Regions from separate parts of the Homo sapiens genome. Here region 1 is linked to region 2. The links are chromatin loops, found by intact Hi-C in ENCODE. Cell type or tissue: mammary epithelial cell. All regions are shown on one strand. Links, peaks and the distances in the headings refer to the core of each region. The heading gives the core; the rest is flanking DNA.

Region 1 (5,384 bases), core at 202-5,201, 380 kb after region 2:
TTCCATGCACAAGCAGTGAAGGTGGTACTAATTGAACACCCACAGAGCCTGCACCCTCACCAACCAACCAGAGCAGGACAGAAACCAGCCTTCTACCAGAGGTCTTGCTCCCATGCCAGGACAACAGTCAGCCCAACAGAGCTCAGAAGCACTCGAAGTCGGGGGCAGAAACCTAAACTGATGGAGGTTTTTTTGTTTTTTGGGGGGTTTCTTTTTTGAGTTTTTTTTTTTTAAATCTGTAAGTGACTCAGTTTATATGGAGGGTTAGGTCAAGTTTTCTACAATTTGGTAAACTAGAGCAAACACCAAGCCAATTTCAGTTCAATTTCATAGAAATAAAAAATGTTAAATACCTCACTCAATGATTGTGAAATTTGTACCACACCTCTTCATTCCTTAATCCTCTCCCCCCATCTACTATAAGACATGGGAGAGGGTCCATTTGTTCATTCCTGGGGGATAAACAGGTATTTACTAACTGTAATTGTGTTATAAGCAATGAAAATGAAAGTAATTCTGATTACTAACATATTGGGCATGTTTGGCCATTGCGTCAATAAGACAAGCTCATGTGGACAGTATTCTTCTACTCCAGGCTGACTTAAGCATCTTGTAAATTGGGGTAATGACCCATCCAACGGGACCATGGAGACCAGGGGCCAGAGCATAGAAGTGACTCAGGAGAAGGGATCAGTGTGGCACAACTCCACGTGCCCATAAGTACAAGAGTAACTGGTTTGTTGGTGGATGGGATATCCATGGTTCTCAATCACCACATCATGGCTGCCTTCCCAGCAATGCACAGAGACAGTCAGGAGCCAACTGGTCTCATACTACCATTGGATCTCCTTTGCACATCTTGGCCAGATTTATCTTTATTGTTGTTATTGTGGTAGTTGTTGTTAAGCACAGTTGCTACCGTGCCCCTCCCCCCTTATCAACCATTTGTGGATCTCCATTGCCCAGCACTATAGTCCTTTCTTCTTAGCAAAACCCCAACAGATTAAACAGATAAACAAGGATCTCCACTTGGTTTTCTATCCCTCTGTTTGCTTAGGATTGGATTGGCTGTAAGAGAAATCCATCATAATACATAGATTGAATTTTATTTACTGCTAACATCAAAGAAATCTGTAATAATCATTGCATGATTGATATGGCACTCCTTGTGGTCTGGGACTCAGGTTACCCCTATTTTATTACACTGATGTGAATGGCTTCCAATGTCACTTCAGGATCAAAGATCTGCATACAGCCAGCTGGACAGGATGAAGAAGTTTGTACCTTATCCTGGACGTTATGTCAACTTCTACTTAAACCCCATTGGCTAAAACATGATAACATGGCCACACCTAGATGGAAGGGAGGCTGGGAAATGTAGTCTTTTTTTCTGGGGATCCATGCACCCTGCAAAAAATCAGGAGGACTATAACTGAAGAAGAAAAGAAGAACAGATGCTGGGGTCAAGTTGTCTTTACCACAATCCCCAAGGCAAGGCCACCCCTCAGGAACCTCTAAAGAGACAATGTACTCTGCGTAAGTTTTGGAAAATCCATACTTATTGGAAAAAGTCCAAAATCTTTATCCAGCTATGCAAGATGCTTCATAACATGAACCCAGCTTCCCTTCCTGGCCTTATCTTCCACAGCTCCATATCATGAGCTTTCTTGTGCCTATCTGAAGACTCTGTACCCACCTATACACCCATACTCATCCCTTCTGAAGACCTTGCTGGATGTGCTCCCTCACTCTTGAATGGCAACTCTCTCATTTCCTTTCTAAATCCTACCTGTCCTTTATGTAATCATAACAGGTATGCCACAAAGTCTCTTTGCATCCCTGGGGACACAATGGAGAAATGGAGACTGGATGATGATTAAATGAGATGAATTTCTAATATTTAATATGCCAGACCCAAGGAATGCAGAATGGACCCCTGGCAACTCAGAGGACAGTCTCTTACAGTGGGACATGGGACTCGGTCTTCATCAAGTCAATTCAACATTATTATCGTTGACACCAATAAGAGTCCTGATTATATCATGATGAAAGATAATTTCAAAGATAAAAAAGAGAAAACTTGCACATAATTTGAGACATGAAAGAAGGGGTATGAATTCTGTCTTACTTGAATATTTGGGGCCCTGGTTCCATTAAGACAAAATTTAATAGGAATAAAGGTAATATCCTGCATTTGGCTCCAAGAAGTCAATAGCACAGGTCCAGAGCTTGGCAAGCATATGTAAAAAACCTCAGTTTCTACTTGACAGCAAATTCACTGAAAGCCATTAGTATGGCTATCTAAAAAGGTCATTAAATCTTAGGCTGAATTGAAAGAAACATACCTTCCAGAAAGACAGAGAATAATCTAGCTCTCCTTTGATCTGATCAAGTCAAATCTACATTTCTTAAGCCCTCCCATTGTCCATGCCCTTTGCCATGTCACTTTAAAGATTCTCCCACAAAAAAGTCAGACTTCCCCTTCCCCCTTGGCTTTAGGTTTGGCCATGTGACTTGTTTTGTTAGCAGGCTTGACATGACCAAAGTTTGGAAAAGCATCTATACAATTAGCCTTGCTCTTTTATGCATCTGCCATCTTAATGAGAACATTCTTGGGTAAGCCCACTAGTCCCAGGAAGGGATGACAGACGCATGATGCAGACTGAACAGCCCTAGCCAAGCCTAGCCTAGATCAGCTGACCCCAGAAATGTAAGCAAGTCCAGTCAAGAACAGCAGAGTTTCCTAGTCAATTAGGCAGCCTAGATGACCTGGCGCCCAGCTGATCCAGAGACCCGTGAGCTAAATAAACGCTTACTATTGCATTCCCCTGGGATTTTTGTGGTTGGTTGTTACACAGCACCAGCTAACTGGAACAAGAACTGTGTGCAGTTCTGAGAGTCACATTTGATGAAGGACATTGACAAACTAGAGGGCAGTGGGAACCATGAAGGGTCACAAGGCCACAGAATATAAGGAGCAGTTGGTTACACTGATATCATTTATGCTGAAAAGGGGAGCACACGTTTTTCAAACATGTGAAAAGCTTTCATATGAAAGAGGAGTTCGATTTTGCTGTGATCTGAATATGACCCCCAGAATTAATGCATTGAAACTTAATGGCCAATGTGATAGTACTGAGAGGTAAAGCCTTTAAGAGGTGATTAAATGATGAGGGTGGAGCCCTGATAGATGGGATTAGGGCCCTTATAAAAGGGCTTGAAGGAATGGGTTTGCTTTCTTCTGCTCTTCTTTAGCAAGAAGACCTTCACCAGACACTGAATGCTGGTGCCTTGATCTTGGACTTCACAGTCTTCAAAACTGTGAGAAATAAATTTCTATTGTTTATAAATTGCTCAGTCTTGGGTATTTTGTTATGGCAGCACAAACAGACTCAGATTTACTCTTCATAACACTGAGAGTCCTAAAATCTTTTGAGACTGATTACAAAGGTAGATCCCACCTTTAGAGCTCTCTGGAATTAAAACAAGTTTTCAGAAACTGTGAATTATTCTTTGCTAGAAATATTCAAGTAGAGAGATGTCCTCTAAGCCTCCTTCTGACCTTGAAATACTTTGAGTGAACACCACCTGCCCCACAAAACATTTGCCTCACTGCTGTCCACCCTAAAGTGTCTGTTCTACTGTCACTCTCTCTGCTGGTCTCTGGCTTCCTGACTGTGCCAAACAACATCCCTCCCCTGCCCTTCTTCAGTTGTTTTGGTTCCTCAGCAACACCTCTCCCCACTGCTGGATCTGAGGTTTATGTTCTCAGTTTCAATGATGAAAACAGGACGCTACTCACCACACCTGGCTACATGTTGGGGAATGGCTTCTGTGATTTTCCTGGGCCTCTAATCCCACCAGAGAGGACCTAGTTTTGTGCCAGTTGCTGTCCGCACTGCCTAGCATGACACTCTCTTCCCCCACATCCCTCTGCATGCTTGATCAACAAGAGCACTCAAGCAGGTCTTCCTCAACCAAAACCTGACTAAGAATGACTTTCTAATATTAGCGACTTATAACTTAGCATGAATTGAAGCCCAACCCCTACCCTCTCTCCCAGGAGCACTTAGATTTTAAGCGCGTTCTCTTGCCGTGGAACGAAGCACGGTCGGCCTTGTATCTTGGTCAAGGAACTGACAGCCTTACAGTTTTCCTTTGGGAGCCAGCCTCACTTGGGCTTCTCCAGACCCTGTCTTTACTTTTATAAATAAGGATTAAAATCGAGTGGGCTACTTTATGTGTGAGTTAGTGCCTCTGACACCCGCCCAGGAAAACAGAAAATATTGGTCAACAATCTGATATTTCCAAGTAATCTCACATACTTAGCAGTAGGTAGAAATACCCTTCAGCCTGGGTCTTTTAAAGGGTCACTTTTTAAAAATGCACTAGTAGTGGGGGAAAGTCAAAGTAGGGAGACAGACATCGTGCCCCAAATTAGCAGCACAGTTCCTGTCAAGCATGTTTCTGTGAGAAGCAAAACCCAGCGGTCACAGCAAGTGTGTGGCCCCAGCTTGTCAGAGCTATTGATTGACTGCTCGCAATATTGCAGGTGATTTAAAGAGTTCCCTGCCACCTTGTTTGTTTAATGTCACCTCCATATGAGAATGTCAGCCTCTGACATGTTTGACTTCTCCACAGGACAAATGCCAAGCCACATGCTGTTGTCCCACCGACAGAGATTGTTCCCTACCCTTCGTCACAACAATGATGCCAACAATTTCTAAATGCTTCATTTAAAAGAAGCACTAACTAATTCTCGATAATCTCCTGATCGGTGCTGTAACATGACTCCGGCAAGGGGCCAGGAAAGCCTATCCTGTTCGTTTTTCTTATCTATACTTAGAAAACCTTCCAAAACTGCATCACACTTAGTGGTCCTCAGAGCAGCTGCTTTGTGAGCCGGCAGGCTGGAGGTTGGAGGGGGCAGGGCGAGGGCACGGAGAGGCAGCCGAGACTGTCTGGGGCCAGAGGCCAAACTTGGCCAACCCAAGACAAACACGGGCTGGAGATAAAAAGAGGAGAGGAGGAAGCACAGCCAGTGATGGCAGCAACAACACAGATGGAAAATAAACAGCACCGAGGGCTGGAAAAGCAAGGATCAGCGCTGTGGAGACAGAACAGAGGGGAAAGGGGTACAGGATGAGGAGGAGGAGTAGGGAGGGTCCCCCCTCCCAGTCACCCCACTCCCAGAAGCGAACGGTGTGAAAGGAAGAGGAGAGAGAAAAGGACAGCAGAGGAGAAAGATGGGGGCAGGAAGACCAGCATGGGGGCAGGGAAGAGTCTGGAAGACAAAAAAAGGAGAAAAGGAATGGAAGGAAAGGGGGAAGAATTTCAGGGAGAAAATAGAAGAGGGGAGGGGAAGAAAAGAAGGGGAATTGGGG
Region 2 (5,384 bases), core at 168-5,167:
AGGCCTGGGTCTTGCAGTTATCTCTTCTCTCTCCTGCTTCTTCCGTTTTTCTCTCTTCACTGGATCATTTCCATCAGCATAAAAACATGCTGTAATACCTGCCATTAAAAAATACTTTAGAAACCTCCCTGGTGCACACATCTCTCCAGCCACCATCCATTCTCCTCCCCATCTTTATAGTAAAACTGCTTTTGTCTAAACCTGCCATCTCTACTTCCTCTCCTCCCATGACCCTTGAACCCCCTCCAATCAGGTGTCAGGAAATGAGAACCATTTCTCCAGCCCCCTTGTTGATCTGCAGTAAAAATTTCATAGTGTCAGGCTGCTTCCCTTTCTCCAGTGTTCTTCTGAGTAGATCATCCCGATTTCAGGAGACTCTTTCTGAGTAGAGAATCCGCAGGCTCTAGCATCTACTTGGTTTGGGGCTAGGTTGACCCAGGCACTTCTTTTCTCAAGACCTTTATAATAGGGCACCCAGAGTGTGTACTGATGATGGACTTGATGGAGACCCACTTAGCTTCACCAAGTTCACTCATTCTGAGTCCCCATCTTACCCTGGACATTCCCGTGCTCTGTGTCTGAAACCTCACCCTCCACTCCAGCAATGCAAAAAAAAAAAAAAAAAAAATGTCCTGCTGAAGTTTCTCTGCTCTGAGTTCTCTTCTTTGTTCTAAGTTCTAAGACTTGGGCACCACCCTGAGCCCACAAACGAACACTTGTTCAGACAGCACCTGGCACAAGTTTTACACAGGCTGCCTTCACTTCTCTTTTAAAAAACACAAGGGCTCCCTTTTGGGGATTGTCTTCCCAGCTGTAGGAACTGGAAAGACAAGTACATAAGAAATAGCAAATCAATTAGTACATAAGAAATAGCAAATCAATTAGTACATAAGAAATAGCAAATCAATTAATTTAACAAATACTTGTTAATTAACTGCTCTGTGTTAAGTGCATATTTATATTCGTGATCAAAAGAAGCAAATTCATATCCATATGGATCTTACACTCTAATGCTACCTATCATCTGTTATCTATATATCTATGGAAGCCTACCTGTTATCTATATATCTATGGAAGCCTATATTATAATTTCCTCAAAAAAATCTCAAGCTAAGTGAAGGAAAACATGTCCTATGGCCATGCCCCTTCCCCTTACACCTCAAACCAGCCTTCACATCTATATACCTATTGTCACCCCTCTGTAGAAATGGCCTATTCATTGATGAGCACAAATGGGTCATGATTGCCAGTTCTATACCTTCTTGCATGTGATACTCAACAGGCATCTTATAAGACATAGAGCCATTACCATTAGCTTCACATCACCATTAAGGAATTTCTGGTTCAGAGACGTTAAGAAACTTTCATGAGGTTTATCAGCTATTTAGTGGTTGAGCTGGAGCTTGAAGTTCAGACTTCTACACTCAGATTGGACAGTGTTATAGGCCATATCGGTCATAAAGATTACGAGGTACCTAGAAAAAAATAATGTAAGTGTGCAAGGCCATATCGGTCATAAAGATTACCAGGTACCTAGAAAAATATAATGTAAGTGTGCCAGGTTTGTTTCTGTAGTTATATTGCTTGCATAGAGGTATTTTGTTAGCCTTGTGGTGGCCACAGGGAGTATTACAGTCCTCATCTGTCTGTGTTTATTCATCTTGAACTCAAAATGGGGCCTGAGTAATCATGACCTCACCCAATTTACATTTATCCCTAGTAGCAGGAGACAGGATTCACAATAATGTTCTTTAGTTCTTTCTTAAGTAGTCACCCATATTACATATTTCCAATTTATAATCACACATATAATAACATAGTTTTGTTATTCAAGAGTGAGACTGTGATAGTATTTACTGAGAGACTCTTGACAATTGTTTTTCTAAGCATTGCACAGAGTATATAGTTCATACTTTGTTTTTAATCATGCTTGGCTCAGATATGAAATTATGAAGTATATATAATGTGTATTACCAATATGTAGCCCCTACATAAGTCTGTTCTTCAATAGATAAGTATCTTTATTCTTCACAAACTCCCAACACTTGATAAAGAAACAGTAAGTGGAAACATGTAACCTCTAGGGGGAGCTCAAGGCTTCTCTCTCCTCCCTCTGCTCTGGGGAGGAGGAGGACTGGTAGAAATGGGTCAAGGTCAAGGATATTATTGGGCCCAGGAGTGGGTAGGTGATCTTTGACTGTGCCTAGCCAGGAGGTTAAAGGGTTTTGTATATGCATAATGGTTTTTGTTTTGTTTTGTTTTGTTTTTTTATCTTCCCTCGGAAAGCAACCTTTTGAGAATTCTCCCCTATGGCTGATGTCATAGGAGTGGCCCTTCCCACATTGAAGGAACCCTGGCAGGAACTGGATGGGGCAGAGAAAAAGATGATGCATGGACATACTTCAGTCTGGGCCTTAGGCCAGAGGAGCAATGGAATCCTGTGGCTTGCCATGATTCACCTTTGCTCACTAGATCCAGGGGTTCCTCACAGGGGTGCATGGGGGATTGAGGTCAAAGTCATATGTCATTAAGCAGAGGAACTTTGCTGGAAAGTCTCTCTGTTGAGCTTTTAGAGGAGCCTAGTAGGGCTGTCAGTGGCCACAGTGGGTTAATGTGTGTGGACTTGGGGATCAGGAGGCCTGACTTGTTCCCTAATTAGTAATACAAGTAACATAAACAAGCACAGCAATCCAATTATGGCATAGAAAATGTGTCCTAAGAAAATATGTATACTATAAACATAAATACAATACTATGTGTTTATGCAAATGAGTTATAAAATATAATATATTAAGGAAAGTTTCAAGTAAAGCATTACTGAACAAAGCTGAACTGTGGTTTATTCAACAGAATGAATGCACATGGAATAGAATCATGTTGAGAGCCTTGGCGTGGAGCTTCAGGGGCTGAGGCTCAAGATGTCTCATTGAATGGACTCTGCCAGTTCAGTGGATCTTCAGAAAAGAAGTTCATTTAGTGGGAAGAGTAGCCTCCCCAGGGAAAAGGAACAGAAATCCTTTAGCTTCTCTGGGCTCCTGTCTTAGTTTGAATTCCCTCAAAACAGATGCTGAGATGAAGATTGGGTATAGGTCATTTATTTGCAAGGTGGTCTCAAGAACTGCAAGTAAGGGAACAAGGAGAGTGATAGAGGGGAGGAAAGGTAATAAATGTGTGTTAATGAGCTGGTTATGCTGAAGGCAATTAACATTCAATGCTGTGTGGAGCCAGGTGAAACAACATGTGGATCACACCTCTGAGTCAGCTTCCCTGGAGGATGGGAAGGCTGGGGCATTTGCGCACCAACTCCTATTCCCCATTCATTCAAGATTTCCCCTTGGGCATCAGCTTACCCACATTTCTGGGTTGTGCTCATGATTCTGGAGAGTGATGTCAGAAGTGAAGGGCAAACTCTTGAAGTGGAAAGCTGTCTGCATGCCAAAGTTTGTCCGAGACTTCTAGGAAATCAAGTGTGCTAAGGGAACATAGGAAAGGGTATCAACAACATTCTCATATCAAAATTGAGACTGGTCTGGATGACCTCCAAGGCTGCTCCCAGCTTATGTGTCCAATAATTCTCTGCTGTATGGAGTTGCCTGCACCATGGGTTTTCTATCCTTGGTGGTGGTGAGTGCCCTTCTCTAGAAGTAAGTAAGCAGATGCTTGATAACCACATGGAAGGAATGTTGTAGCATCCAATACGTGATTGAAATAAGAAACTTTCAACACGCTGTCTTAGATTGAGTTCCTAGAAAACAGACCTGTGATGAAGATTCAGGTTTGAGTGATTTAGTAATGAAATGCTTCCCAAGGAGGACAGTAAGGAAGTGCGAGAAGCAGGATAGAGAAGGGAAGGAAGCCAAAAAAGGGTTTTATGTCAAGGAAAGTCCCAGCCTCAGCCTGATCCCACAGGGAAGCGCTGGTGTGCAAATCACCTCATATTCTGTGGTGACCCCAGGCAAGGGAGAGGGTTTTTCATTCTCCCTTACCCTTCAGTCATTGCCCTCAGGGGAATGTAAACTTAGGGAGGTATGGCACAGCCACACTTGTATGAATGTTGGCTCTGTTCTGATACAGATTTACAAGACTTGGTGGATGAGACCTTGGCCCTCAGGCTCCAAAAATCCTGTCTTTGGCCCATTCTAATGCAGCTGACAGCTGACATGCAGGAGACTTAGTATTTCAGAGCTCTAACTTCCAGAATCCATAGTGCTGAAGAGGGCAATTCAGGGAATTTTTTTATAGGATAGAAATTCAAGCTTTCAAGGTACAGAATGACCCCAAACCCTCATGCAAACTGTGTGTAATCTTTTCAAACTGAAGTAGATTTGGGACTAAAGACAGTAGAAATATTTCTGAAATGAAGGGATAAATCTACCCATGCAGAGATGCAGCACAATGCTATCATAAAAAATCCACTTTTGTCCATGCCACAGCCCTGAACCTCTCGTGCACCAGATCAGAGACCCTGATAAATCTGGGCTGCTAGAAATGCCAACCAGCTCATATGTTTTCAGTGAGCAATGACAGGGAGCCAAATTGCTTTATTCCGATTAGGGAAGGGCCTCTGACTGTAAAATATACTGTGTGAAAAAAAATATTGAGTTTTAGTTTGCTGACACATCAATTTAAGAGAGTTATGGCTCTCACATGGAGGCCAAGCAGGTATCTCTCCACACGTATGTGCAATAAAAATTAACTGTGGCCTTTTATACAGGGCACTGTTCTCACTTGTGGGATCAGAGGGTGACCTGAGTGTCACTTCCAGTGGCAAGCCACAACACTGGAGGTGTTGGTTCTTTTCTGAAAAGACCCACAGAGGGAAACCAACACCAAAAGCCATAAACGAGCTCCATGTTTAACTTTTTGATTCTACAAAGAGATATGCAGTCATGTTTTGTTTGTATATTTCCAAGAATATGTACATATATATGTATGTTTTATGGGTACAATGTATGTGCATCAATCAGGATCCAGACAGGAAAAGAAAAACTTCTCCAAGTCTTTCAAGTTAATTCAGGGAATTGGTTACACACAAACTGGAAGGGAGAAAAAGTCAAACAGAGAATGATGAGGCAATCCAGAGATTAGCAACAGTGGGAAGCTGCTACCACCTTAAAGTCTCAAGGGATACAGGGATGGCTTTATGGAATTCAGGGGCTGGAGCCATCTAGGGTGAGCTTAAACCATGGTGAGAGCTCCCCAGAGAGCTGTGGCCACAGAAGGAGAGGTTGTCTTGTGGGATCTGGAATGTCTCTACTGCCAGAGATGCCTTAGGAAACTGAGAGTGAGGGAGGTGAAATGTTCTGACTTCTCTCTTCCCCCTGCTCTCCAATCTTCTACCAGTGCCTCTCATTGGCCAAACTGAGCTGGAAGCTGAAGGGCAA

What was found. A loop is a pair of places that touch in the nucleus more often than their neighbours do. Peaks named below come from ENCODE experiments on the same cell type or tissue, not always from the same donor. Only the 100,000 strongest peaks of a DNase experiment are listed, where the experiment ranks them.
Region 1: a loop joins it to region 2, with 3 times the contacts of the local background. A loop is called at or near these places in 1 of 110 quality-filtered maps.

What each region holds. Positions count from the first base shown.
Region 1 is chrX:39,637,366-39,642,749 of GRCh38, forward strand. No RefSeq gene overlaps it. Among named protein-coding and RNA genes, the nearest start is that of MIR3937, 21 kb to the right of the region's middle. In mammary epithelial cell, for the core only: no CTCF peak of the experiment used is centred there; a DNase peak (open chromatin) is centred at 2,716.
Region 2 is chrX:39,259,531-39,264,914 of GRCh38, forward strand. All of the region lies in intron 2 of LOC105373175 (a long non-coding RNA gene), which reads right to left. Among named protein-coding and RNA genes, the nearest start is that of LINC01281, 65 kb to the right of the region's middle. In mammary epithelial cell, for the core only: CTCF peaks have their summits at 1,615 and 2,097 (motif pointing right); DNase peaks (open chromatin) are centred at 1,671, 2,401 and 3,321; H3K27ac peaks cover 888 bases.